Linked DNA regions of Homo sapiens: region 2 is linked to region 1. Evidence: chromatin loops called from intact Hi-C (ENCODE). Cell type or tissue: CD4-positive, alpha-beta T cell. All regions are shown on one strand. Each heading gives the region's core, and the rest is flanking DNA. Links, peaks and the distances in the headings are about the cores only.

What was found. Hi-C counts contacts between places; a loop is a spot of excess contacts. Peaks named below come from ENCODE experiments on the same cell type or tissue, not always from the same donor. Only the 100,000 strongest peaks of a DNase experiment are listed, where the experiment ranks them.
Region 2: it touches region 1 in a loop (3.0-fold over the local background); 8 of 110 quality-filtered maps call a loop at or near these places.

The regions. Positions count from the first base shown.
Region 1 is chr2:37,581,167-37,589,866 of GRCh38, reverse strand. The region is part of intron 1 of LINC03063 (long intergenic non-protein coding RNA 3063); the gene reads right to left. Among named protein-coding and RNA genes, the nearest start is that of LINC03063, 23 kb to the right of the region's middle. In CD4-positive, alpha-beta T cell, for the core only: no CTCF peak of the experiment used is centred there; DNase peaks (open chromatin) are centred at 1,896, 3,496 and 6,806; H3K4me3 peaks cover 1,798 bases; H3K27ac peaks cover 5,340 bases.
Region 2 is chr2:37,531,715-37,540,414 of GRCh38, reverse strand. No RefSeq gene overlaps it. Among named protein-coding and RNA genes, the nearest start is that of LINC03063, 26 kb to the left of the region's middle. RefSeq lists an enhancer at 3,965-4,204. In CD4-positive, alpha-beta T cell, for the core only: a CTCF peak has its summit at 4,056 (motif pointing right); a DNase peak (open chromatin) is centred at 4,054; H3K4me3 peaks cover 723 bases.

The sequences.
Region 1 (8,700 bases), core at 291-8,290:
CACACTCAAATATTCATCAGAGAAAACCATAAGGAGCCCTTCCTTTAACAAATAACCTGCGTAATGAGATAGTTTGCAGGAGAACCCAGTAATTTTGTTCCTAAATTCATCATATTATACGTGCCCAAATACAAAATATCTTTGGAGAAGTATCCTACGTTCTGTGTATATACCCATATGGTTGTTTTAGCATAAATAAGAAGTTACTGGTTCTTTCTAGGTGCGTGAGAAATTATCAAGTGTTCCTAAGGCTTAGAAATCAAAGCAGAACCAAGGCCCAAAGCAGGGGTTGGACAGTGAGGGGAGAGAAGAAGTTTTGGTTTAGAGTAAGAAAGCCTGTCACAGGTACTCAGCTCTGCCACTGTAATACGAAAGTAGCCATAACCGAAAAAATGAGCATGACTAATCCTTACTCACTAAATCTATGGCCACTGAAATTTGAATTTCATACAATCTGCATTTGTACATTTGATTGTATCCAACTACCTAAAAATCTAAAAGCCATTCTTAACTCATGGGTGGTACAAAAACAGGAGGTGGTCTAGATTTGGCCTGTAGGTCACAGTTCACCAAACACTTGTATAGAGGAAACTACAGACCAAAAAGTAAGGCAAGCCCTCCCCTCCTATCTTATACAGGTATAGTGATTTCTGTCAGCAAGCTTTTTCTCGTATCTTGTGCCTGTAATCCTCATCACAATCTGGGAGATACATATTAGTTTCATATAAGGAATGAGGAAGCTGAGATTCAGAGAAGAATCAAATAATCTTTAATTCATTTAACAAATATTTGAATCCATTATAGGGGGGCTTGTGTTAAGGCCTCAGGATATGACAATGACTAAAGCACAGTTTCTAGTTTCTTACAGCCAACTGGGGCAAACCCGAACAGGACAGGAATTATTAATGCAACACAACATACAGGCTAAAGGGAAACATACAGGAAGCATTTAAGTCAGTTTGGGGGGATCAAAGAAAGCATTCTGGAGGGTGACATCCAGTTTGGATGAGAAAGAAACTGATAGGCGAAAAGAAGACAGGTAGGAAAAAGTCTGTTCCAGTTATAAGGAACAGCATGAGCAAAGATGTAGAGGTGAGAGAGAGCATAACACATACAGCAGCTTCACATTATTCAGTGAGTATGCATCCAAGCATACGGTGTGTATGGTGGGGGCAGGGAAAGAGTAAAGAAAATGCCACTCAAGAAAGGTGAGCAAGGACAACCATATGTCATGCTAAAGAGGGAGGCTTTATCCTAGACATCATGCGGAGCCAACGAACAGGTGGATGCAAAGGAGGGACATGGATCGGATTCACATTTCAGAAAGATCACTCTGGATAGAGAGTGGAGAACGGATTGGAGGGAAGCAAGTCCAACCTTCTCATGTCACAATTTAAAAAGTAACTCCCTTATAAATGACTTGCTCAGGCTCACTTAGCTGGTGAGTCACCAAACCAGTTCTGTGACCCCATATCTAGTTACTAATTATAACAACCTTTCTTATAACCATAAGCATTTACAGGGTACTCTATTACTACCGTTATTGCTATTGTTATGTACACAAGGTTACAAAAACTAAATAATAATAGAACTAGAACTAGACTCTATGTTCTAGGCCTAAACTCACATTCAACACCTTTTTTCACTTTAAGAGTAACTTTCAAGCTATGTCCCATAAAGTCTTGGGTGTCTGTGGAGATGCCTAAAGCAGAAACTGGCAAGACAGAGAGTCAGACTCTCCATCCTCACTTTTCTATCTTTTATATTTCTATGAAGCAAGAGCTCCACTACTTAAAAAAAAAAAATGAAAACCACTGTAAGCCATGATATCCACCATGCAATCACTAAGAATGAAATCAGGTCAGACACTGTGACTCACACGTGTAATCCTAGCATTGTGGGAGACTGAGGCAGGAGGATCGCTCAAGGCCAGGAGTTTTTTACTAGTCTGGGCAACATAGCAAGACCCCCATCTCTACAAAAAAAAAATTTTTTTTAATTAGCCAGGTGTGGTAGCTATAGTCCTAGCTACTCAGGAGGCTGAGGTGGATGCCATCACTTGAGCCCAGGAGGTCAAGGCGGTAATGAGCTATGATTGCACCACTCTACTCCAGCCTGGGTAACACAGCAAGATTCTGTCTCAAAAAAACAAAACAAAACCAAAAGAATGAATCAGTGACGAACAAAGGATAGGACCATATACCCAAGGCCCTCAATATCAGTGGTTCCCCATCTGCCGATTCAATCAACTGTTCATAGAAATATGTGTGGGGAGGAGAGGAAAATAAAAAATAACACAAATCAAAAACAATATACTACAACAACCATTTACATAGCATTTACATGGTATTAGGTATTATTAGTAATCTAGAGATGATTTTAAATATGTGGGAGGATGTACATAGGTTGTATGCAAATATTATGCCATTTTCTACCAGGGACTTAAGCATCCCAGGATTTTGGGATCTTCTGGAGCCTTGGAACAAATTCCCTGCATGACTGTACCTTGATCTTAAAAAATAGGGGTAGAAAATAGCTTATGAGAAGTGAAGCAATGGGTTTGAAATAAACTTAACAAGTCCTGTCTCCTTTTCTATTGACAGGCTTTCTGCCCTGCCCCCGACCCCAGGAAGCTCAGGAAAGCTTAGTGAGACAGCAGGAAATCTAAAACACAGAATCTGTCTTCAGCAAAACTGAATAGTTTTCAATCTTCACAACACCCACTTTCACCACCCTTCACCATGGAAGCTTGGCCACCTTCCTTACTGAAATGAAATAGACCTGACTGCATCAACTACATAATGTTTATTCCCTGAGTGTCTACAAGTGCTATTGTCCCAAATGTCGACTGTGGAATATCTCATCCCACTCTGGAATTTGCATCTGGAAAAGTTTAAACTCTGGGAGAGGCCAATTGTTAATCCACAGGTGGAATTTCATGTCCCTTTGTGTCTTTGACTTGTCAGTCTCCAATTTATTACTCACATGAAGATAATTTCATTCTCTGGACTCAGAGAGGCAGAAAACAAGGAGGGGATATGAATGTGTTGGTCAAAGTAAATAAGCAGATGATTTTTATGATAGGCTAAATTGAACTATCATAGCCTCATGATTTTGAAAAGCTCTTTCCAAAGCTGAATTTACCTGCGGAGAGGTGTTTAGAAACCCCCTTTTGGTTTATAGTTCAGTCATGCTCCTATCTCCCCCCTTCAACGTAACATTCTGGATCAACTGCCCCTGTGTAACCAATTCTCATACTTAAAGTATAAAACTAGGAAGGATTTTTTCCTCCATTCTGAAAATTAATCTTTCACCTTAGGAAAAGATTTATACTTCTGAGTCATAGAAAAGCCAACACCCTCCAGCACTTAGAAGCAACCTCAGAAAAAGAAAAAGGAATGAAAACAGTGAATCAATTTCCCTTTCCACACAGATCTGAGAGATGAGATAGTTCTCGTGTCTGCCAAGGGGCTTCCGGCTCCGACAAGTTGAGTCAGCATGCTGCAAATCGTTCTAGATGGTTTTTGGACCACATGTGACAGCTAGAAGAAACTAAACTGGGTCAGGCTAACTTTTGCAAGGTGCCTTAGGATTTTAAGAGCTAAAAGGAAACTATAACTCAGTTTTGTGGCTCTTGTGATCAATACGATGTGAGGGTAAATGGTAGCAATGTGACCAGGCATGCTGCCCTCTCTTGCCTTTTGTAAGTGTCGTTACTATTATAATAAGACTCATGGGTGTGGCATCCATGAGGAGGTGCTGCTCAGATCTCCCTTTAAGAGAGAATCTGCTCGACTGTAGTGATCATTTCAGTGTGTATATGCATATCAAAATATCATGTTGTACACCTTAAACATAAACAATAAATTTAAAACTATAAACAACTTTTAAAAAGATAATATTTAGTGAGAAGTGTAGTTATCTGCCACCCTACAGCTGTCACAGCTGTGGGATCCATTACAGCATCCATACCAGGGCCACGCTTCTCCAGAGCTGCTCCTAGCCAATGATTGAGCATGGGGAGAGGGGACAGAGGTAGGAGTCTGCTAGGGCTGGGCATGCCTGCCCTACTGGGAAACTGTTGCTTCGGATGTCCCTATCAGCCTAGCCAAGACTTTCTCAGAGCTGCCCTGCAGGCTGAAACTCTACCTGCCCGATTCTTCTTCCTTCCTGCTCTCCCTTTACAGATGTGAGACTTGCATCATGGTCTGAGACTTGTCCCACCTGTTCCTGCTCCCTCTCCCTTTATCCTTCACAGGCATCACCCCCTAGTCAACGTTTTGCATTCCTAATTCCATCTTGGTGTCTGTTTCCTGAAGGAAATGAGCAGAGGCAGGTGGAGAGGGGCAGGTCTTTCTTCTCTCACCCCATCTCTAACCTCTCCTCCTCATGTTGCCTTAACTTTCCAGCCAGCCCACGCCTTCCCCCTTAAGCAGCAGCTGTGGCCTTCAGCAGTGTTTACCCTTGGCAGTCATGTGGTCCTTTTGCCATTTACTTTCCCAACAGAAACACCAACCCTAAGCAGATTGGAAACAGCACATGTGTCTTTATAAACTGAAAGTAAATATGAAAAGCCAAAGAGGTGCTGAGATAGTAGGGCCAAGTCTGTTCCACCTGAAGATTTGAGGAGTGTGTGTGTGTGTGTGTGTGTTTGTTTGTGTGTGTGTGTGTGTGTGTGTGTGTGTGTGTGTTTATTATCACTTGGGGGAGGAGGTGGCAGATATCCCCAAATTAGAAATAATCTTCTCATGATTTTGAGAAAGAATGAATACAAATGTATCATTCTACCTTTTCAATACCATTGCCTACCCCAAAGTTACCAGATCACTTAGCAAATAGCAGAATGATTTCACCTGTTTTCTTCTTTTTCCCTCTCTACTTTCATAAATCAGTAAGATAGTCAAAAGTTGGCAGGGAAGAAAGTCAGGGAGAATAAATATGAATGAACTGAATAAGCCACAAACTATTCAATCAATGTTTAATCAAGCAATTGTACAATTTAGAATGGCCATTGTCCTGTTTTAATTTTTTCAACTAATCTATCCAAGTGATCGTGTCATTTTAATTGCAAAAATGAAAAAGACCTAGGAAATCAAGAAGACAGTGAGTAAAAAGGAACAGCTGGGTGTGACTGAGTTGCCTGCTTGGAAGCAAGCAGAAAGATGTAAAGTGTTTGAAAATTCCTTCCACCGTTGGATTCTAAGGTGAGGAAATTAATTTTTAAAATTAAAACACAGACCTAATTCCTTTCTACTGACACCTGCTTAGTGTATGGACTCTGTTCACTTTTGCTTGAAACATAAAAGATGGCTTATCTCAGTCAAATTCTGTCTACCCCATAGGGATTTCATTCTCAGCATGCCAGAAACATTTAATCCTTTCTCTTTCTCTCTCTTTCTCTCTCCCCTCACTCTCTCTTCTCTTTTTGCTTCTTTCTTCTCTCTCTCTCTCTCTTTCCTTCTCTTCTAAAATTTTCCCAAAGCCTACAAGGACACCCTATGTGCAGTACTTTGTTGAATTAGAGGTTACACCATCGGCACTAACAAATACTTTAAGATTTCTTACGCCTTCGACCTTATCACTCCCAACCCCTCACCAACAAAGGGGGGAAATTCATATTAAATTATCTGGGCTGAGTATCATGGCAAATGTGTACACCCTGCCTTCCCCGATTCCTTCCATCTGTGTATGGCCTAAACAGCTGACTGGGACAGTCTTTCATCTTTAATCTAATCAACTAACTTTCCCATGGGAAACAGCCAATGAAGCCCAAATCTGCGTACCAAACTCTTTTTAGCCCAGGCAGCTCACTACATCTGACATTCCAAAAAAAAAAAAAATCAGTAAAAGTGGCTGCTATGAGTCACAAAAGACAAACAGCATTCCTGAAAGAAATGAACAATCACTAGAAGAAACACATTAGTGCTTGCTTTGGGAACCCTATAGGTCTCTATAGATCTGAATGAATGGTATTTAGGCCTGAATTCTCTGCATCTCTAGGATATCTTCTATTTGCTGTTTAGTTTTCTGTAAATATAACTGTCTCCTCTCCATTTTTTAATTGTAACAAACTAGCATCCAAAATACTTCTAATATTTAGCATATTCCTTAATATTCTCTTTTCAATTATGGCTACCAACTTAATGAGTGGTTAACTATAATTTGCTGTATACCACTGGCTTTCCATTTGGCAGGCCAAGACCTGCATATTACATCACAAGCTAGTACAAACACACACACACACGTGCACGCACACACACCAAAGCAAAAGTACAGTGGCAGAAGAGACTAAGGAAAGGAGATATCAGAACTAAATGTAATGTGGGGCCCAGGATCAGATGTCCTGGAACAGAAAAGAACATTAGTCACAACTAAGGAACTCCCGATAAAGTATGAACTTTAGATAATCATAATGTGTCAATATGGGTTCATTAAAGTGAAAAATGGACCATAGTGGTGTAAGATGTTAACAACACGGTAAACTGGGAGTCGGGTATACAGAAACTCTCTCCACTATCTTTGTAACCTTTTTGTATATCTAAAAATCTTCTCTTTAAAAAGCTTCTTAGGACAACAGCAGAAAGGTAGTAGCTGACATCACGGGGACTGCATTTGACAATCAGGCTTTCTTCACAAGCTCCATTTCCCCGCAACTGTAAAATGCTGATGGTGATGAGTCCCTTTTCCAAGCTCGCAGATAGAGTAAAAAGCGTGTGATGATGAAGATCACGCACTTGGTGATGTGCACAGAGCAGCTGGCTAATGAAAGCATGGTGATTAAGCTGAGCCCTGCATCTCGCTGTTCTCTAACGGGGGTCCAGAGGGAGCCAATAAAGCTCTCTGTGAAATGTACTCAGAAATCTGAAATGTGTCCAAATCACCAGTTGCCAACTAACCTGCCCAAAATCTGACAGGAAATTCAAACCAGAACGTTTTCCTGTTTTAAGAGAGGTGCAGTTTTGCAGCTTCTTTTCTCTTTTTTCCCCCGTTAAGAACAACGATGAGTGGGTAATAAAACATTTGAATCAGATGGAAGGAATAAAACTCGGGATAAAATGGCACAAAACCAAACAAATCCCTGGAGCTGAAGAAAATCCTGGCTGTGATAGGAATTCAGGGCTTTCCAATATGTATCTGAATGAAGCAGACCTCAAAGCCAAATGTATGGGTGTGAAACGTTATAAAATGAACGTGTAGGGATGTAAGTGTTCTTGAATGTAAGCTGATTAATTTTCCAAAACTCCGCCGAGCACAGTGTTTCAGGTCAACTGAAGCTTCAGTTGGTGCTGACTCAGGGCTCAAACGAAGAATAATACAGATGTGATGAAAAAGCTCCCTTTTCTGTAATAGGTTTGCTCCTCCCTGAGGTCCATGACGCTCTCTCTTTGGATTTTGTGAAAATATCCTGTCTAGCTCCCGGCTTTAGTGGAAGATGGTTCTGATCCTTGAGGGTACTTTCGCCTGAGCCAAGGGAGCATGCTATCTGAATCCGACGCTTCTCAAACCTTTTTTTCAGAAGAGGAATTCTTACATGAAAGAATCTTACCTGGGCCCTCCAATATAGAATCAATTAAAATCAGAGCTGCTCCAGATGATGACGAAGAGAACAGTCATTTCATTTTATTGAATATATATATATATATATAGACTCATTTTAAGTTCATAAAGGTTCATCACTTATAGAAACATGCTCAAAAATTGCCCCAATATTTAGTATTCAGTTGACTGGTACAAAGAAATTTTTTCATTATAAATTATACTAATATAATTTTACTTTGTATTTGTATAATTGGTGGACATAATTCCTTGTCCCAGGGAACCCTCAGGGACCAAAGTGTTTTGAAACAGAGTTAAAGATGAGAGGAGGGAAAGCTCTAAGGTGAATACTAGACACGGCAGAAGTTGCCCAGATGCCCATTCATCCCCTTTCTTCCTTCCAGGAACAGAGGAATACCATATATTCCCATTGCCCTTGTGGACAATATTAGAGGGATGCGATTGCATTCTGGCCAATGGTATGTGGGTAGAAATAACATGTCTCTCTTCCAGGCCTGGTCTCTAAAGTGTCTCGTGCAATCCTCCCCACCCCCTCATCCTCTCTCTCCCTTATCTGTATGCTGGAAAAGATGGATTACCAGTTGACAGAATTAGAGTTACAAGGTGGAAGGAGAACAGATCCCCGAGTTTCTATTTAAATGACAGTGACCCAGGAAATTCATGTTACCAGCATCACGCTATGACGTGAGCAACAAATAAAAATTTCCTGGGTTGAGCCACTGAGATTTGAAGATCTGTTACCACAGCAAGACTCAGTCTGTTCTGATTAACGCAGAAAACATGAACTTCTAAAATGTATTTAATCTCATTTAAAGATTTTAAAATTTTGTTTAGAGGACCAGTATCAGCCTGAGTCACACCAATACCATAGATTCCTTTTTAAATTTATTACTAGAAAAAAGGCTGTCCTTCCTGAAGAACTGGCATGCTTTATACAAGTAGATAAGAATTTTGTCACCTCTTATGCCACCATTTTTGCCCTGGATACCAGAAATCCCGGGACAAAAATAAATGTTTAATTACAATAAATGGTTTTGCCCTCTTGGCTAACATATGTGTTACTGATTCATTTGCATGGGTTTGAGTTTTTCAGTCTTTGTTAACAGTTTGTTTTTCACTGTTTGAACCACTTGATCCATTTTG
Region 2 (8,700 bases), core at 560-8,559, 50 kb after region 1:
TAGTATATATTGGAAGAAAAATAATTCTCAGTGTTCTTCCTGAAACCATCAAATTACCTTGGTTTTGAGGCTTTGTCCAATAAAAACTTTTGACTATGAACTAGTTTCCAGAATGCCTTGATGTTAGTAAAATGATGCTCTAAAAAGTAGACCTAAGTGAGCGTACTTCCTGAAAAAAAAGTATTGCCTATTAAAAATAAATACATATACATTCTAGCTAATCAAAATATTGTAAGGCTTTTTACCAAATAAGAAAAACAGCAAATATTGTTTTTTCTTAACTGAAAAGATAAAAAGCTGAGAATCGGCTGGGCATGGTGGGTCACACCTGTAACCCCAGCACTTTGGGAGTCTGAGGCAGGCAGATCACGAGGTCAAGAGATCGAGACCATCCTGGCCAACATGGTGAAACCTCGTCTCTACTAAAAATACAAAAATTAGCTGGATGTGGTGGCAAGCACCTGTAATCCCAGCTACTCAGGAGGCTGAGGCAAGAGAATCACTTGAACCCAGGAGGTGGAGGTTGCAGCGAGCCGAGATCATGCCACTGCACTCCAGCCTGGCGACAGAGTGAGACTCCATAATAAGCTGAGAATCAGAACTTTAATCAGTGTTGATCCCACCAACCTTCCAAATTGTAAGTATGGCCTAAAGTAGTTAGCTATTCTGTGTTATTCTCTGGAGTAAAAGAACAAAAAGATTGAAAAAGATATTTAAAGTTCAACTCATGATTTACAATCCATCCTATCATTGAAACTCCTCGACAACATCCCTGTCAAGTGGTATTTAGATAATGCTTAATATAATAATAGAAAGCTCACTACCTCCTGAGATTGTTCATTTTAGAAAGCTCTGATTTTTAGAAATTCTTACATAGAACAAAATTAATGTCCTGTAACTTCCCAGGTGTATTAGTCTGTTCTCGCACTGCTAATGAAGACATATCCGACACTGGGTAATTTATAAAGGAAAGAGGTTTAATTGACTCACAGTTCCACATGACTGGGGAGGTCTCACAATCATGGCAGAAGGCAAGTGAGGAGCAAAGTCATGTCTTACACGGTGGCCAGCAAGAGAGCGTGTGCAGGGGAGCTGCCCTTTTATAAAACCATCAGTTATTGGGACAGTTATTCCCTATCAGGAGAACAGCATGGGGAAAACCCACCCCCATGATCCAATTACCTCCCACCGAGTCCCTCCCATGACATCTGGGAATTATGGGAGCTATAATTAAAGATAAGATTTGGGTGGGGACACAGCCAAACCGTAACACCAGGAAACAAATTCTAATCCTTATGCTACCTAAAAATGCATCATACATTTGAATCTTTCATTCTCCAGGCTAAGCATATTCAATACTTTACTAAATGTGTCATCCATGATGAAGCTTCTAATCTTATCATTAGTTTATCTAGCAACCCTAACTAGTTTCTCTAATTTTATTGGGTTGGGGGATTAGACCTTTTTAATATCGCCTTTAAAACACGGCACCAGAACTGACAACAACAACCCAGTTGAATTGGAGAATCCCATTCACATAACCCAAGGACAATATGCTCTGAAATAAAACAGTTGAAAGTATGTTTAGCTGGACTTTTTGTTGTGTTGTGCTAAAACTGGAGACTGGAACTCATAACTGAAAACAAGAGTCCCCCATTCTAGAGTTACCAAATATAAGCGTCCAATACCAAGCCTCCCTCACCCCTTCTTCTCAAGGACTTCAGAGAGGCAAAGAGACACCAAAGAGGCTTTGGGGAATACAACCAAGTGGGCTGAGGAAGACTTAAAAGCTCAAGCAAAAGCTGAATCCCCCTCTCAAGAAATTGTGATTGTGGGGGCCCCAGCCATGATCTCCACGGAAAACCAGCTTTGGAACAAGTTCCACTTATAAAAAGCAAAACCACCAGAGAAAAGATGGTATCCACACTATCCAGGGGAAAAGAAAAACAACATTTTCCCTTTTATTGTAGTCTTCCCTCTTCACATAAGAGCTGAGCTATTGTAGCCTAGAAGAGGAAGGCAGAGGAGGTGGCCCTGACAGAGATTGGGCCAATGCTGGAATGCCACGAGGAGGGAGTGAGCAGAGCATGGCCCCATACCCAGGCCAGCCCTAGGAACCATGGGCAAAGCCTGCACTGGGAGGAGGCAGCGAGGGGAGACTTTCACAGGACTGAGATTGGAGCTTTTACAAAATATAACTGGAAAGTTACAGAATTTGCCTAAGATATCATCAAATGATGGGAAAAGAAATTCAGTGGAGTATGGATGAAGTCAGTGCCAGAACAAAATCATTTTGTATTTATATTCCATTGAGGGGCGATTTCTCAATCAACCAGTTATAAAGCCACATCTTGTTTTGCTTTGATATTTCAAGGAGAATATAGGAAAATACTAAGGCTGATGAGGACCAATTCCAAGTGGCTCCATGATAATTCATTTTCCCCTGTACAATTCTTGAAATTAACTAGATATCTATTGTGTTCCAAGATACTCTTAAACGAGGCCCCGAACACCTACAGTTTGAAACAGCATCTGTACAGCTCCTAGCACCAACTCAGCATAGTTGTTTTACTGCCAAAAATACTCCGCTTAAAGAACGTGAAGCAGAGTGGAGAAAACTCTTTATACTTCAGGACAACTTTGGGTTCTCCTAATAGCAATTGTTTGATATCAAAAGTTCTGATTTTTCAACTAATCTAAATACTAAATATTCCATGCTCCACCAGTGCTATCTTTTATATATCATACCATTCTACATTTTGAGTCCTTTGTCTCAATTGTTTTCTCTGCCTTCAGAGTCTGCCTTCGCATTCTGTATGGAGCTCTCTGAGTCTTCTTTCAAGACTATATCAAATGGTATCATCAGCCCCAATCTCTCGTCTGGCTAGTTGTTTCCACAGGCCTTTCCCAATACCTCTGTTAGCACTTAACCCACCACTGCATATCACTCTATCTGGTTCTCTTTTTTTTTTTTCTTTTTGGTGATTTTTATAAAGACAGGGTCTCACTCTGTCGCTCAGGCTGGAGTGCAGTAGTGCAATCGTAGCTCACTGCAGCCTCGACCTCCCAAACTCAGCCAATCCTCCCACCTCAGCCTCCCAAGTAGCTGGGACTACAGGCAGATGCCCCTTTCTATATTTTGACTGTGAGCTCTACTGGTTAGGGCTTTTTTATTACAAGTCACAGAAATTCAATTCAAAACAGCTTAAGCGAAAAAAAATTATAAACAAATAAATGGAGGAAGTTGTTATTGATTCACATACCTGGGAAGGATGGGGGCAAATGTGGCCTAGGGAACACCAGAATTCATGGACTCAAGCCATCTTCTCAGGTCTCCTACTCCATCTGTCTCTCATCTTGTTTTTCTCTGCTCAGCTTCATTGTCTGCTATGCAAACAGGCTTTCAAAGGATGCAATCACCTGCAGATTGAAAAGCCCATCCTTGCAGTTCAAGATGCAAGAAAAGGAGAATATTTTTCTCTTTCCTAGTGTTCTTTCTAAAATCCCACAGAAGGACTCGGCTTGGCCTGCTTAAATCACATCCCCATCCCTGGACCATTCACTGCAGACAGGAAGTTAGGACTAAAATAATTGGCCTAAGTCCAAATCAGAAAGTTTTCAACGCATCATTTTGTACTTCCAGGAATCTTTTTTCTATTTTCTTCCTAAGGATATTTTAACCAGGCTATTGAGGAAAGTTGTACATAAAAATCTAAAAATGCAAAATAAAATCCACTAGTCAAACTATTCATGGTAACACTTGCTACTGTCTAAACATGGACAAAATTTACATCTAAGATTTCTGGTTCTGGCAATACAGCATAGTAGGGATCCTGACATACAAGGGTGCTAGATAATATATATTTTCTATAAAATAATTTTTTAAAGTTTATTCCAAATTGTTACACAAATCTGTAAGAATGAAAGGAAAATTCACTAAGATCAGGAACAACAGACCAGATAGACAATTGAGAATTGAAACTATGGGCAGTCTGGGTAGGTGTATGAATCCAGAGGAATTAGGTCTTTGGCCTGTAGAGGGCGCTGAAAAAAAAAAACAGCCTTCAAACAGGGCAGGAAGAGGCGCCATAAGTAAGATTACTATATACAAAAAGTGAGACCCAGGAAGAAATATGCCTTCAGAGAAAGGTGGAACAAGGTGGAAGACCCCTTCATGCACAAGCAGACAATAAGGAATATTGCCTAGGACCTGGAGGTGAGGGGAGTTTTGTTTTGTTTTGTTTTTGAGACGGAGTCTCGCTCTGTCGCCTGTGCCGGAGTGCAGTGGTGCAATCTCGGCTCACTGCAAGCTCCGCCTCCCGGATTCACGCCATTCTCCTGCCTCAGCCTCCGGAGTAGATGCGACTACAGGCACCTGCCACTGCGCCCGGCTAATTTTTTGTATTTTTAGTAGAGACGGGGTTTCACAACGTTAGCAAGGATAGTCTCGATCTCCTGACCTCGTGATCCGCCCGCCTCGGCTTCCCAAAGTGCTGGGATTACAGACGTGAGCCACCGCGCCCGGCCGGTTTTGTTTTTTTTTTTTTTTGTCCCCAGTGAATACATGGACACAAGCCAGCCTTCATATACATGTTAGATCTATACTATTTGCAATAATTCTGAAAATTAAAAATAGAGACGTACAATTTAAGATGGACCATGCTTTAATGCCTAATTTAAAATGGACTCAGATTTAATGCCCATAGGTACCTTGCAGAAGCAACAAAAATCCTTCCTAGAAGAATGTATGCCCAAATCCAGCCTCAAAAATTTCCCACTGATAGAATTACAGCCAATATGAGCTTACAATAAAAAATCACAAAACAGAAATAGAAGTAAGACACCATGAGTAAGAGTCAGAGAAAAATAAAACAGGATGAGATATGCAAATTCATTACCTAGTAGAATTATAATACAACATATAAATATGGTTTTAATATTTTAAAAAATAAGAGGGAATTAAAAATATAATGAGAAAAAGCTTCAATACATATCCATACACAGAAGGAATTTCCTGCTTTCTATCATATTTATTACTTCCTTAAAAATGTAATAAATTTGGCTAAACATTATCTTGCTTTATAATAAATTAACGTGAAACAGAATATTGATTTATCTTTTTCTTATAAGATAGAAACTATAGTGACCTACAGCAGTTTAATCTTGACATGATATTTGTCATCTACATGATAAATATATAATTTATTGTTTGGTATACTTTATAAAATATGAAATACAATAAATTTATCACTGTATTGTAATAAAAATGAAATATAACTTTTTATAACATAAAGTAAGTCCAAATTGGTTAATTTATTTAACAAAGGGAACTACCTTTGGCAATTAGGGCAAATGGAAGATGTGTTTCATAAATTGAATAAACTAAATGTTTTCATTCTATATTTCTAAAACATGTGAGAAGTCAAAAGCATTTGAAAAAATACTATATTGGTAAAATTGTATTGAAATGAACAATATTTCTATTTTCCAACACTTTCTAAACATATTGGATTAAAAGGAATGCCTTTAAGAGTACCAGATAAAATTAATAGTCATTTCATACTAGATGAAGACTTCAAGGATAAGCATGATTTTTTAATATTTTCCCAGAAACCAAAAAATGAATAATTCTACTGACTGCATAACACATCCCTTTGATAGACAGGGTTGTTTTAAATTTTTTGCTTTCAACAAAATTAAACCTGAGTTATCGGCTACTAGATCATTAAAAACAATTTTTAATTTTATAGCTACATGGGGATGTATCCTTATGCAATTTTGGTTATATAAGCCAGAAGCAGTCAAAAGATTTGGATGATATTACAATAAGAAAACTTATATTAACACCTACCTGTTTATAAGAACAAGATTTCTTAGCACAGACATTCATAAAAATGAAAAATAGGTACAAAATTAATGCTAAACTCTGGCAGTAAGTCATTTTCATCCAATGAAGTCACAAGCTAAAAAGAGTAAAAGCACTACTCATCTCATTTACATATGCAATTCCAATAAAACTTTGCTTTTTCTTTAGTAGTTATTTATCAGTATTTATGTTCATAGTATTTTGATCAATTGTATACTAATAATACTTGTTATAACTGAATTCAGACCAAAATTTTAACATGGAGAGCTTTCAACTACAGAAAATAAAAGTAATCCTATGATTTCAATTTATATACATATTTTTCTGGCAGAGAACTATGATAGGGTTATGGGGAAAAGGTTTTCAGTAAAAAATAGTTTTTAATAAGATAATATTTTCTGGGTGAAGTGGAAAACTAAGTTAAAGAGAAAAAAGATACAATTACCAAAAGTTAAAAAGGCTTATTCATGTGTTTTTAACTGGAGATAATGAATATCAAATAATTGTGTTACTTAGATTCCACTGAAGACATTTAAAAGAGAAGTGTAATCATTTGCTTTCAAATGTCAGTATTTGTTATATATCAGAAATATATTCTTTAATATGTTTTCAACTTATAGTACAATTTTTCTGATGTTAACTTTAAAATGTGTAAGGGAGGGTGCGTAGATTTTCAAAATTCTTTTGGTTTCGGAGTAAAAATGTAGGAGACTATGGCTTAAGGATTCAAGGCTAGTGCTTCTAAACCACTCCCTGATGAAGGACACTTCTCTTTTTTTCATTTGTTTTTGTTTTTTTAGGGACCACTTCTTAAATTTTCTCAACTTTTGTAGAGTAATAAGTGGTCCATATGCCCATGACTACTTCATAGTCACACCACGTGTCTCATTGTGCAAGTTCCACAACACACGAATTTGTCTAGACCTTGCTCAACAAAACAAATATTTTGTGTTGGCATTAAAATATGTCCACAATTTTTTTGACACTCCTCTCTTCAAAAGGTGGAGACAAACTTCCTTCCCCTTGAGTGGCGACTGCACTTAGTTCCTTGCTTCTAACAAATGGAATATGACAGAAGCCACTGTGCATGACTTCTGAGGCTAGTGAGGCAGGAGAATGGCATGAACCCGGGAGGCGGAGTTTGCAGTGAGCTGAGATTGCGCCACTGCACTCCAGCCTGGGCGACAGAGCGAGACTCCGTCTCAGGAAAAAAAAAAAAAAAAAGCACTCTAGCCTCTTTCTTGTTCTCTCTCTCTCTCTCTCTCTCTCTCTCTCTCTCTCTCTCTCTCTCTCTCTGTCTCACATTACTCACTCTGGAAAAGTCAGCCATCATATTGTGAGAATACTCATGCACCTTAATGGAAGGGTCTATGTAGAAAAGCACTGAGGTCTCCCACCATCTGGCATCTGAATGAGTCACCTTGAAAGTGAACATCCCCTCTGCCCCAGCCCCTCACCTCAACCTACCCTTCAGATGGCTGCAGTCCCAGCCAGCGACTTGACTGAAATCTCAGAAGAGATCCTTAGCCAGAAACAACCAACTAAGCAGATCCTGAATTCCTGAACTACAGAGATTGTGTGAAATCATAAGTTCATTGTTGTTTAAAGCCACTACGTTTTGGGATAAATTCTTTTGCGTCAACAGATCCCTAATATAGCTATTAGCCATGTGCTTGGATGTTCTGACAATGCTCAATCACTACAAAAATTTCTAAACTCTTCATTTCTGTTTCAGTACTTGCCTTTTCAAATACCTGTAACAAACAGTTCCTAGTTTGGCCCAGACTCATGGATCATGCTTGGGACAGCAGTGCCCTTAACATCTTGCTGCCTCAAACACAGTTGGCTATTGCTTCCAAGGTACATCTTCCACTCATACTCCCCAAACAAATGGATTGATTTTCACCTTCTTTCTAAACAGTTGCCCTTGAGTTTGGCAGTAATCCCTGGTCTAGGCAGTTGTGGCCAGGGTTACAAAGTCACGTGGCATGAAGCGTGGAAAGGCTGTATGGAAATCTAAGTGCCATCCAAGGAGGATAGAGCACATGGCAGCCACTTCGATTTTCATGGACTCTCTAATATATTCTTCAAAGGCCCCATGGGTCTTACTTCTTCCGTGAAGTCCCCTAAATCATTTTAATCTGAGTCCAGTCGTGGTTGGGCTTCGTGACCCCTTCCCCCCACACACCTCCAGCCACTGCCCTGCACTTCTGCTAAAGCTGAGCTGCTCTCCACCATACTAGTCACCAATACCAAACTGTAGACTGCCCAGTCTATTGTCCTGGACTGTGATCAGCTCTCTCTTTCCCATTACACTGTAAGCTCCCCACGGGTCTTTATCTCTATATTCCCAGTGCTTAAGTATAGTACCTGGCTGGAATTTACTATAGCATATGTTTGCTTGTTAAAATACAAATGCATTGTTATAAATTGATTCTCTGGATTAAAAAATAATGCATTTTTTAAAGGAAAACTCTGAGAAAATGCTTTTGCCACATGAATTATCATAATACATATACACACATACACTAAACAAGCACCAATGTATATACTTGACACATCTGGATTTTGAAAGCAAAGCACACTAGCTGGAAGCTGTATGGTGTCAGAGTTAGAATAAGTACTTTGGGGGCAGACCTGCCTAAATAAATGTAACCCTGTTACTTAATAGCTCTGTGATTCTATGCAAGATAATTAACATCTCTCTGCCTCAATGCCTTCATTATAAATGGAGATAGTAACAGAACCTAGCTCTAAGGATTAAATCAGTTAATGCATGCATCCGGTGAATGTTAGCCATTATTAGGGGTTCTTCGATCACTTGCATGTAATGA